Regions from separate parts of the Homo sapiens genome. Here region 2 is linked to region 1. A link is a loop called in an ENCODE intact Hi-C map of the cell type or tissue named here. Cell type or tissue: gastrocnemius medialis. All regions are shown on one strand. Links, peaks and the distances in the headings refer to the core of each region. The heading gives the core; the rest is flanking DNA. Region 1 overlaps SHPRH (SNF2 histone linker PHD RING helicase). Region 2 overlaps EPM2A-DT (EPM2A divergent transcript).

Evidence for each region. Peaks named below come from ENCODE experiments on the same cell type or tissue, not always from the same donor. Only the 100,000 strongest peaks of a DNase experiment are listed, where the experiment ranks them.
Region 2: it touches region 1 in a loop (2.4-fold over the local background); 1 of 110 quality-filtered maps calls a loop at or near these places.

The regions. Positions count from the first base shown.
Region 1 is chr6:145,902,890-145,908,279 of GRCh38, reverse strand. The region is part of intron 25 of SHPRH (SNF2 histone linker PHD RING helicase); the gene reads left to right. Among named protein-coding and RNA genes, the nearest start is that of SHPRH, 59 kb to the left of the region's middle. In gastrocnemius medialis, for the core only: no CTCF peak of the experiment used is centred there; a DNase peak (open chromatin) is centred at 3,209; H3K27ac peaks cover 4,087 bases.
Region 2 is chr6:145,833,962-145,839,351 of GRCh38, reverse strand. The region is part of intron 2 of EPM2A-DT (EPM2A divergent transcript); the gene reads right to left. Among named protein-coding and RNA genes, the nearest start is that of FBXO30, 22 kb to the right of the region's middle. In gastrocnemius medialis, for the core only: no CTCF peak of the experiment used is centred there; a DNase peak (open chromatin) is centred at 2,981; H3K27ac peaks cover 893 bases.

The DNA of each region.
Region 1 (5,390 bases), core at 294-5,293:
GCATATATACCCAAAGGAATATAAATCATTCTGCTATAAAGACATATACACACAAATGTTTACTGCAGCACTATTTACAATAACAAATATATGGAACCAATCCAAATGCCCATCAATGATAGACTAGATAAAGAAAATATAGTACATATGCACCATGTAATACTATGCATCCATAAAAAGGAATGAGATCATGTCCTTTGCAGGGACATGGATGAAGCTGGAAGCCATCATCCTCAGCAAACTAACACAGGAACAAAAAACCACCACATGTTCTCACTCGTAAGTGGGAGTTGAACACTGAGAACACATGGACACAAAGAAGGGAACAACACACACACCAGGGCTTGTTGGGGCAGGGGAGTAAGGAGAGGGAACTAAGAGGGCAGATAAATAGGTGCAGCAAACTACCATGGCACATGGATACCTGTGTAACAAGCCTGCATATTCTGTACATGTATCCTGTTTTTTTGTTTTGTTTTGTTTTGTTTTGTTTTTTAAGGAGAAAAAGGAAAAAAAGTCTCTGAGGGAATGACAGTTAAGCAGGTATCTAAAGGATGAATGATGAATTAGTCAGCCTGAGGAGAGAATAGGTTGGCTCCCAGACAGAGAAAAAGAAAACCAGAAGAGAGCCAGTGCATGGAAAAGCCTAAGACAAGGACTCAAATGGATCTGAGTGGCTGAAGTGTAGAAAGCAAGGAGAAAGCAGTTGAATAAGCCTGGAGACCTAACTAGGGGACCAGATGTTGAAGGGCCACCTGAACATTTGAGAATTTTATTTTTATTTAAGGAGAAAGCCATTAAATATTATAAGCAGGGATGTATCATGATCAAATTTGGATTTCAAAAAGATCTCTCTTGTGTGGAAAACAGATGATGAGGAACAGAATAGAGCAGAAGAAATTTGGAGAGAGCAGCTTAGGAGGCTACAGCAGGAGTAATGGTGGCTTTGATTTGGCTGATGGCGGTAGAAATGGAGAGAAGTGGGTATATTCTAGACATGTTTAGAATAAAGTTAGAGAATGTTGGCAGCATTAGTGAAGGAAATTTCATAGATCACCCCTGGTTTCTGATGTGAATAAGCAGGTGGGTAATGGTATAGCTAATGATACAAGATATTTGGAAGAGGAATACATTTAGACATATCATATTTAAGGTGCCTAAGACATCCAAGTAGAACTATCCAGAAAAGTGTTGATATGTGGAGCTGGAGATACAAAATTCGGAGTCACTAATAGAAAAGTTTGCTTCAGATTGAGTCCTATGAAGTCCATAACTTTAAAAGATTGAATCAAGTTGGGAGGGCTGGAAAATGAGAAGGAGCAACTAGGGACAGGCAATCCAGGCAGGTACGCTGGCAACAAAGACCACAGGGAAGCTCTGCTTCGGTGAGGAGACAGTAGTGCTGAAGGTGGATCAACTACAATGTGGACTAATTTGTCTAATGAGGTCACTGATGACTTTAGAAGGAGCTCTTTTAATACAAATGTAGAGGCAGAAAGCAGATTGGGAGGGATTGCGGGATGAGCAGGAAGTCAACAAGTAGAAAAAATGCCCAACTGTTTCATAAACTTAACTGTGAGATAGAATCAGAATTGTAACCAGAACCTATGAAAACAGAAAGACATCACTTTTTTGTTGTTGTTCTGTTTAAGACAAAAGATTCTTGAGCATGTTTAGTCTCCAGTGAAAAAAGGATAGACTGAAGATATAGGAGAAAGGATAATTTGTAATACAAGTTTCTTGAAAAGAAGGAGAATGTTGATGTATAGAAAGTAGAGTTTCATTGAAGTCAAATAACAGGTATAAATTGGGCTATTGAGCACAAAAGATATAAGCATAGGTGTTCTTATCTGAGAATGGGAGATCATAGTCATTCCAGAGAGGACAGGCCTGCCAGATGTGACTGTAGAAGTAGGTGACTCAAGTGAGGTGGAGAAGAAAAGATGCTAGAAGATGAAACAGTGAGACCTGAATTTTGGATGAGCTGTCCAAGCAGACAGTATGTAATATCTAGAGTTGAGGTATAGAGTAAATTAGGCACCAAAGTTCTTTAGTGAATGTAGGGTAGGGTTCAATAAATTATAGCAAAGGGTAGAGTTGGGATAACTGGGCTTCAGGGGGCTCAAAAAATGGAAGTTGTTACACAAATGAGAACTAATGCTCTGAAACCTGCATTTGTGGACCAGCACTCAAATGCAACAGTCAAATCCTTCACTCAAAAGGGCTGCTGAGAGACCAGTATGCTTAGAAGATAGCCAGGTTCTAATTAAAGCAGGGAAGTGAAGAGCAGTATTTCTACAAGAGGTAGAAAATATGAAACAATTTGTTTCATAAAATACGGGTTCCAGGGGGCGCCAGTGAAAGGTCCAGGAGTGAAAGGAGAAAAATTAGAGGGTAAACAAGCAGGAAGGAAGTGCAGGACAGTATGGGAATAACAGAACAGGCAAGGATACGTGATGAGAGCATCATGACCTAAGGATCATCTAGTCCTGTTCCCTCTCTGTGAATCCCCTGAATACATTTTACAGTCAGCCCTGTGTATCTGTGGATATAGCCAACCATAGATCAAAAATACTTGGAAAAAGAAAAATTCCATGAAGTTCTAAAGAGCAGAACTTGAATTTGCAGCATGCTGAGTTTACATTGAATCCACGCAAATGCAATGATGTGTAGGGATTATATGAGGTAATCTAGAGATGATTTAAAGTATACAGGAGGATGTGTGTATGTTATATGCAAATATGACATCATTTTATATAAGGGCCTTGAGCATCCTGGGATTTTGGTATCCACAGGGGTTTTGGAAGCAGTCAGTCCCTCACAGATACTGAGGGAGGACTATATTTTTAAAGCAAATACCAAAGAGTTATTGAAGGAAGAAGTAGGTGACTTATGGTGCAGCCCTGAGGCATTTGACAGTTATTCTTTATCCTGCCTGCACTTAGGAGCTATGCTGCTTCCCAGTCCCTCTCTCCCTTTCTTCCCACTCCTATAGTTTCTCCTTTCCTTTCCATAAAGATAGTCTTTCTTAGCCCTTCCTTTTTTCTCTTCTTTCTCTTCCTCTGGCCACAGCATCTCAAGGGCCACAGATGGCCTTTGTGGCTAAGAAGAGGTGGCTCACCCTTAGGTGACAGCATGCATCACAGTACAAGGAACTGGCATAAGAAAGAACTGCTGTGTCAGGTTTTGCGCAGAGAGGTTAAGGAAGTGATTGCTCTAGCTACTGGTAAACAGCACAGCCTCTACGAAACTGAGTCATTGAGCCCATCAAATCCAAACACCTGTTCATTTTATGGCAGCTTTCCTAGACACCCAGGATAGAGATTGGCACAGTTACATGTGCTGTGCTGTTGGAGCAGGGATATCGGTATATAAATACTGTTTATTGTGCTCTCACTTCTCGCTGTCTTTCATGAGTATTGATTAACACGTGAATTAACTGAAGCATCTTTTAAAAAAAATTAAGTTTATAGAATTTACTAAAGATAATTTCCCTTTTTATCATAGATGCACATGTAATTACATTTCCTTTTCTTAAACATAAGACTATTGTACCATTGTGCGGGCAAATTTTATCCCTCCTCGACGTTGTCACACTGCTTCACGCCATGTTTAGGTTGGCTCTTCACTGCTTTTTCTGTTACCATTTGTGTCTGCCACATTTGCCTTGTGCTTCCTGTCTCTTCTTCTGACTTCTGTCACATTTCTGGCCTGCTGTCTGTCACTTCCTCCTTGAAACATCAGCTTATTGTATTCTGAGACTTCACCCCTCTCTTGTGACTCTTTGAAACTTCCACATAAATGATCATATTGCCTATTTTGGATTAGTATGTAAATAAAGATGGCTTTGTGTAAATAATTAAGGCATTATTTTCAAATTTTAGAAACTACTAGTTCCAATTATTTCTAAACCTAGTTTTTTTCTTTATATTACTGTTGATTATCAAATCGTTGTTCTTTAACAAGCAATACTGACAAGTAATTTTTTATTTAATTGAAATGTTTATATTATCTGAAATATAAAATTTATTTCTGAAATGATTATTTCACTGTATTTATGTCAAGATTCTCAGACATAGCAAACCATATATCGTACAGAATGCTTAATCATATAGCTTTTTTGTGGATAAAAGATATTTGGAAAGCATAAAACTATTATTTATTAGTAGTAGACATTTTTAAGTAGTATTTCTTGGAAATAAGAGATTTTACAATGTAAGGAATGCTGTTGATTGACCATAGATATAAAATGAATACTGGGATCACAAATGTCCTGTTCGGTGGATGCACTTAAGTTGAAGACCATTTCTTCCCTAGCAACAGTGTGATGGTATTCCTAAATGACCTTTGGAACCTACTGGGCATCTCACAAAGTAAACAAAATTCCCCTTGCAAGTTCTGACAACTGCCAGGCATTTTGGATGGTGAAGTAGGCCTCCTGGCAGAACATATGGCCCACATGTCTTGTTCCCTGTGTCTTACATTTGGCTAGGTTTTATACAAAGCATTTTGCCAGTGGAAACCCTGACCCTATATACTGGTCAAGAGTCTTAGATAATAAGAAATTTCTGTCCGGGAGAAAATAGATACAGCCACTACATAGATATAGTGACAGCAATACAGTACCCTTCCCACCCACCACATGCTACACAATTGCTTTTTTTGTCAAACTTTTAAGTATGTGACCATCAACTGGCCTGCTTTTTAAAATAAATATTTTTGTTCAGGCTCTGTCTCCATAAACTTTGACTCATTAGACCTGGGATGTGGTCCAGAAATCTGCATTTTTAGCAAGCATATCTCTTGATAATAGAGATATCTTATACAGCCTTTTTGTAGAGAAAAAAACTCTGTATCTCTACATTCCAACTCACAGAGAAGCCTAGCCATACTATGTGTAGAATTCTACATGTGGAATTCTATTCTGTTTTTTTTTTATTTGAATTTTTGTTCATTTAATTTAAAGATCATTTGTGACATCTGTCTCACACTTTTAAAATATAATTAAAATAAACATCTGAGTGAAAAAAACTGATTATGAAATTCTGAGTTTAAAATAGGAATAAAATAATTTGGTAAATATAATCCAGAAGTGATTATATTTAAATATATTTATCTAAATATTCTTATATAAGTTTTATATAACATGAACATTAACTGGTAAATTTGGAATGCAGTTGTATATTTTTTGTTAAAATATGTCATGACTAAATATAATTGCAAAAAAAATACCATTTCTATTTCTGTTCACCGGCCAAGTTAATACTTGTAATTCTGAACTGTTAGCCTCATGTTAAAGTTAGCCATAGCTTGCAGTAAATTGAACACACAGTAGAGACTTCTAAGATATAAACTAAAACTTATCTTTATGAAAAAATCATTTGTTGAGT
Region 2 (5,390 bases), core at 92-5,091, 69 kb after region 1:
AAATAATGTAGGTGAAGATTCCATTGACTAATTCAAACTTGCTGCTTCTGACTTAAAAGAATGTGTGGTTTATTTATCTCAGAAATTGTCAAGAAACAGCCTCTGGAATTTGGAAATATAAGATAGTTTTCTTAAACATTACTTTAAAAAGATATGTATATATGTTTCACCTCTAGAATGTACTTTCTATTTTTATATAAGAATAGTTCATCAGTGCTTGGCAGCATCAGTGTATGTAACCCGAAGGGCAGTCTTAGAATGGGATGGTGACCAGACAGCAACTGACCCAAGTGGTTCTCTAGGGGCCAAATATTTAAAACTCAAAGATTGCTGGGATGGCATATAGTTGAACAATGGCACAGAATATTTTAAGTAGCAACATAAAACCTACTGTTCCAGAAAAGCTTCCTGGCTTTCATTTTCCTATTAGAGATATTTCCAGATATATCAAAACATCTGCAAAGTTAACTTGATTCTTCTAGGCATTATCTCCCTTTAAGTGCAGGACTCTATTATCCTGAGACTACACATTCTTTACAAAAGGCATGAATCTGATTTCTGGAAATGAGAACAAAATACCATTGTAATGAATAATTTCTATTTACACTTTATTATTGGTGGCAAATGATTAAGCATTTCAACTTGCTATGCTGAGGATATGTTTATTCCTTTAACATACTGTGTAAACCATGTACTAGGTTTGTAGGGTACGCTGAAGATTCTGAGAAGAGTAAGACACAGCTTCTAACCTTAAGCAGGTCTTGTTCTAGTTGGAGATGCAGGTGGTGTTGTGGGTTAAGTGTTTTTCCCCATCCAAAATTCATGTTGTAACTTGATCTTCAATGCAACAGTATTAAGAGTTGAGACCTTTAGGAGGTCCCTGAGTCATGAGGGCTCTGCCCTCCTTCATGGAATTTGGTTCTCTTTTAAAAGGGCTTGACAGAGGAAATTTGCCCTTTTCCCTCCTTTAGTCCCTTCCCTGATATGAGAACACAGCACTCCTCCCCTTTGGAGTACATGACAGTGAAGTGCCATCTTGGAGGCAAACAGCAGCCCTCACTAGACAGCAATCCTGCCAGAGCCATGATCTTGGACTTCTTAGCCTCCATAACTATTTTTTTAAAAAAGTATCTGTTCTTTCCAATTACCCAGTCTGTGGTATTTTGCTACAAGAACGCAAATGGACAAAGATGGTGGGTAAACAAGTGTAGGTGTCATAAAAACCAAGACACAAAGGGGGGTCAAGTCTTCCTCAGAGAGTAGGTTAATGACAGTCCAAATCATTAAGAAAGATATAAATTCTCCCAGTGTCTACTGCATGTCTAGCAGTAGATATAGCCTTCCCTGAGTCTGATGTTGCCCTTAGCTGTGAACACTTTGACTCAAGTTGAAGAAGTTTTTACCTTGTGGTTTTCCTTCATAGCTGGCAGGCAATGGGCTACATGGACTATGGAGTCTGAAAGACAGGGTGCCTCTCACAAAGCCTGACCAGAAGGGAGAATAGGAGGCAGCCAATGTAGAACTGGTGCCTGAAGGGTGATCTGTAGGGAGCCGGAGCACTTTGTCCAACAACTATCAAATACAAGACCTACCACCCTCACACTCTTGGCTCAGTCATTCTTCATCTGAGGGTTGCTAAAATAGTGTAGGCCTTTATTGCATTTATTATTTATACACTGATGCCTACTCCCAAGAATAATGTAAGCTTACTTGAAGTCACACATACAACATAACCAATGAAAGAATACAATAATGTTTTTAAATAATTAAGGAGGTAATAAGTAGGTAGTTTAATCTAGTTTTATGCAACTGAGCATTAAATTTAGCTCTATTTTTACTGATAGTCAAAGGGAAAAAGAAAGAAGATGAGGGAGAACAGGATGAGTTCACATGCTTTTATCAACATAAAAAGAAAACGAGCAATTTAGAAACGTCTTTATTCTTCTAGGACAAAATTCTAAGAGGGAGTATAGTGTAAGGATATTTCTGTAAAGAGGATTAGGTAATTAATAATAGTACAAAGGATGAAGATACATAAATACAGCTTGTGGGTGTTGGGGAGGGTATGAATTCTGAATAAAAGCTGAAGGCAAATTGTTAAAGTTTTTGAAAGGTCTTTCTATAGTGAGCCAATAAAGTGACAATAACTCCCACTATTATATGTTGATGCCGTATTAGGGCTTTACATATTTTTTCCCTAACAATGTTGGGAGGTACATATTACTGTTCTTCTAGAAGTTTCCTAGGGGAACTGTGAGAGATTGAGGATCTTGGTCATGTAAAGCTAAGACATGAATCTGGATCTTCATGGTCTAAAGTCACATTCTTTCCATTCTACTCATCCAGACATGTAGATTTCTATTGATTTGGTATGGAGATAGAGTAAAACAATGTGGAAAATGCTAGTTATCATGTTCCCGTATCTCCAGAAACCACTGTCCAAGTCCAACTTTTGACACAATCAAGAGAGCAAAACACTTGAGTTTGAGTTAACTGAAAAATGCTTGCAATATTAGTATTTTCCAAAACAAACTTCAGATGTTTTATATACCATATCATTAAGAGGAAAAACTGGTTTTCTTTCAAATGAAAATTAGAGCCAGATACAGACTTCCCAAGTTGACGAGTAAATTATATCCTTGCACAAAAGTAGACTGGGGCTGATGAGGATTAGGGCCAAAATTTTTCACAATAAAGCTTGAAAGCAGCATCTATCATTAAGGACTCCTGCTTGAAAGTGATAGAAACTCAATTTGAACCCATATTGAGAAAGAGGAATTTGTTATCTCCCAAAATCTAAAGAAGCAGTGAATATCCAAACCATGTGAAAGAAAGCACTGAGTTGGGTCTCAGGAACTGAATGTGTCAGGAACTTGAATGATGCCAGGTTTCTCTTTCATTTACTTTCTCTCTCTCACTTACATTCTTTCTCTCTCTCTTCCCCGCCTCCCCTCTGTGCCAACTTTGTCTCACACTGAGTCAGTCTTTCTCTTCATGGCAGGAAATATGATCACTGACAGTTCCTAAGTTTTACATCTCAATTCCATCACAGGACAAGATTGCCTAACACACACCACACCAACTCCCCAACAAACAACAAAAACAACCCAAGGAATGCCCGTGATTTGAATGGCTTGGTTTGGTTACCCATCCTTAGAGTCCTCAACATTTCTAGGAGGCAGAGTTGCAGTGGAAGGAGGAGTAGTTTCCAGAAGAATGAGTTGCTTTTTTTTCAGAAGGAGGCAGGGGTGGTTAGTAGACAAATAATAAATATTCTTCCCAAGATTGTCTTGTCTCAGTGGCTTTTAAAAGTGCAGACTAACAACTGTCAGATTCTTCTATACAATAGAATATGTTTTGTTTAATTGATGGATTAAACTTTATTTATCAATACTTTATCTTATTTCAAAAGAGATTTAAGATCTTGGGCAACATAAAATATAGCAATAAGCTACAAATAAAATATGCCAATAAATCATAAACTACAAATTCTATGAGAATAAATAAGGAAAAACAAACATGGGGGCAAAAACTAGAAGTGGAAATGAGTTAAATGAAAGATGCAATCATACTGTCGTTTTGAGCCATAAATTTTTCTCTGTGACAGTGAATCAGAAAAGGGAAATCTGATTGGTGACCCAATTCATAATATCCGTAAAATAAAAACAAATCCATTTCTCAAGATAAGCCTGCCTTATCTTCCTCACATTAGCACCAGAAAAGAAATGTTGAGGTAGTTTATAGAGAGTGAGATATGTAATAACATGAGTTCCATAGGAGGCTGCAAAGAGAAATTATCAGTGCAAGTCCAGAGCATCACACCAAATAGAATTCAGGAACAACAATTCACTAGGGGGCCAAAAAATATCTTCTGGAGTTACATGTTTCAGCTTTTAAGAGATTTAATTCAATGAAAGATTTTATTCATGTATTCAATCAACAATTTTTGTGGGGTACCTACTACTTGACAAAGTAGAAAAAAGATGAAATAATAGGTAAAATGTGTATTTTCCCAAAGGCATCCATAGACATTGTTTCCCACGGTTGAGTTTTTAACAGATACTTGAGTGACAAGGAATTCAACAGTATATTCTCTAGGAAGTAGCTAGGAATTCTTCTATGTTACCAATTAAGCACACAATTATATAGCTTCCTGCAGGGAAGAGCTAGTGTTGCAATAAATAACTCGTGAAAAATAAAAACACTTAAAGACATTTTCTGAAGCCATCCCCCTTCCTCTTGGAGGTGAGTGAGGACATTTCAATAGGCAGAACCAAGATCATCCTTAGAAAAATAAATTGTCATAATGTCCCAGATTTCATTTGGGGAGAGACAAGAAATAATGTAACCAATTTTCTGTTAAACGTCCTACACTGTGATTGTATCATGCATGCATATAAAAGTACTTATGAGAAATGTATGGTGCCTGTAGAATAGTTCTTTTTTGAGCAGCCTGTATCTGGATGGGCCTGCCTGGATAAGGTAGCCATGAAAGAATTATCCCAGAGAACTTACCACGTTGCTAATGTTAAATAATTTACTCATCACAGTGGGGTTATAAAGCATCGACTGGACACCAAATGACAGTTTGGGTTGGGGTATCATTGGTAATCATCAGGGAATATTATTATACATTATATTTCATTATATAATATTATTAAGTAATAATTATAATTACTATTAAATAGTACTATATATTATTATTTTACTGTCACTAGTTAGTAGATTAAGCTATTAGCCACCTGTCATTCCCATAAGAATGTGTCCTTTACTGTTTGCTATGACAAGAAAACATGCATTTTATCAATACAATCATTGTGACAATTTACTAATTGCAATTAGGAGTGGAAATTAATCTATCAGCTCCTACCCACTCTATGTTTGCAAGTAGCTTTGTGATAAAGTCTCTGAATCCACATTGAAAGCCTGCTATTTATATTGAAATCATAAACTTGGCCCATGCATCCTTATTAAATCAATAGATTACAATAGATCAGAAATGATGCAAAAATTCAGAACTTGTTTCTAACATCTTTTTTTGTCATTTATGTGAAAGAGAATATAGCAGTGAAACAGTAAACCAGTTTTACCTCGTACTTTCTTATTCCTCGTAAAGGAATAGTCATAGCCTGGCAAATAGTAATCACTCAGTAAATGTGTGTTGAATGAACTACACTGAGCAGATCACTCTTAAATAGGAAGTCAAAGGATTTTAGTCTTGTAAATGGATAAACTCCATTTTGAGCCAATGCTGAAGAAATAGAGGTGAGTTAATAAAGATGATTTTGGCCAGGTGCGGTGACTCACACCTGTAATCCCAGCACTTTGGGAGGCCAAGGTGGGGAGATCACTTGAGGCCAGGAGTTCGAGACCAGACTGGCCAACATGGA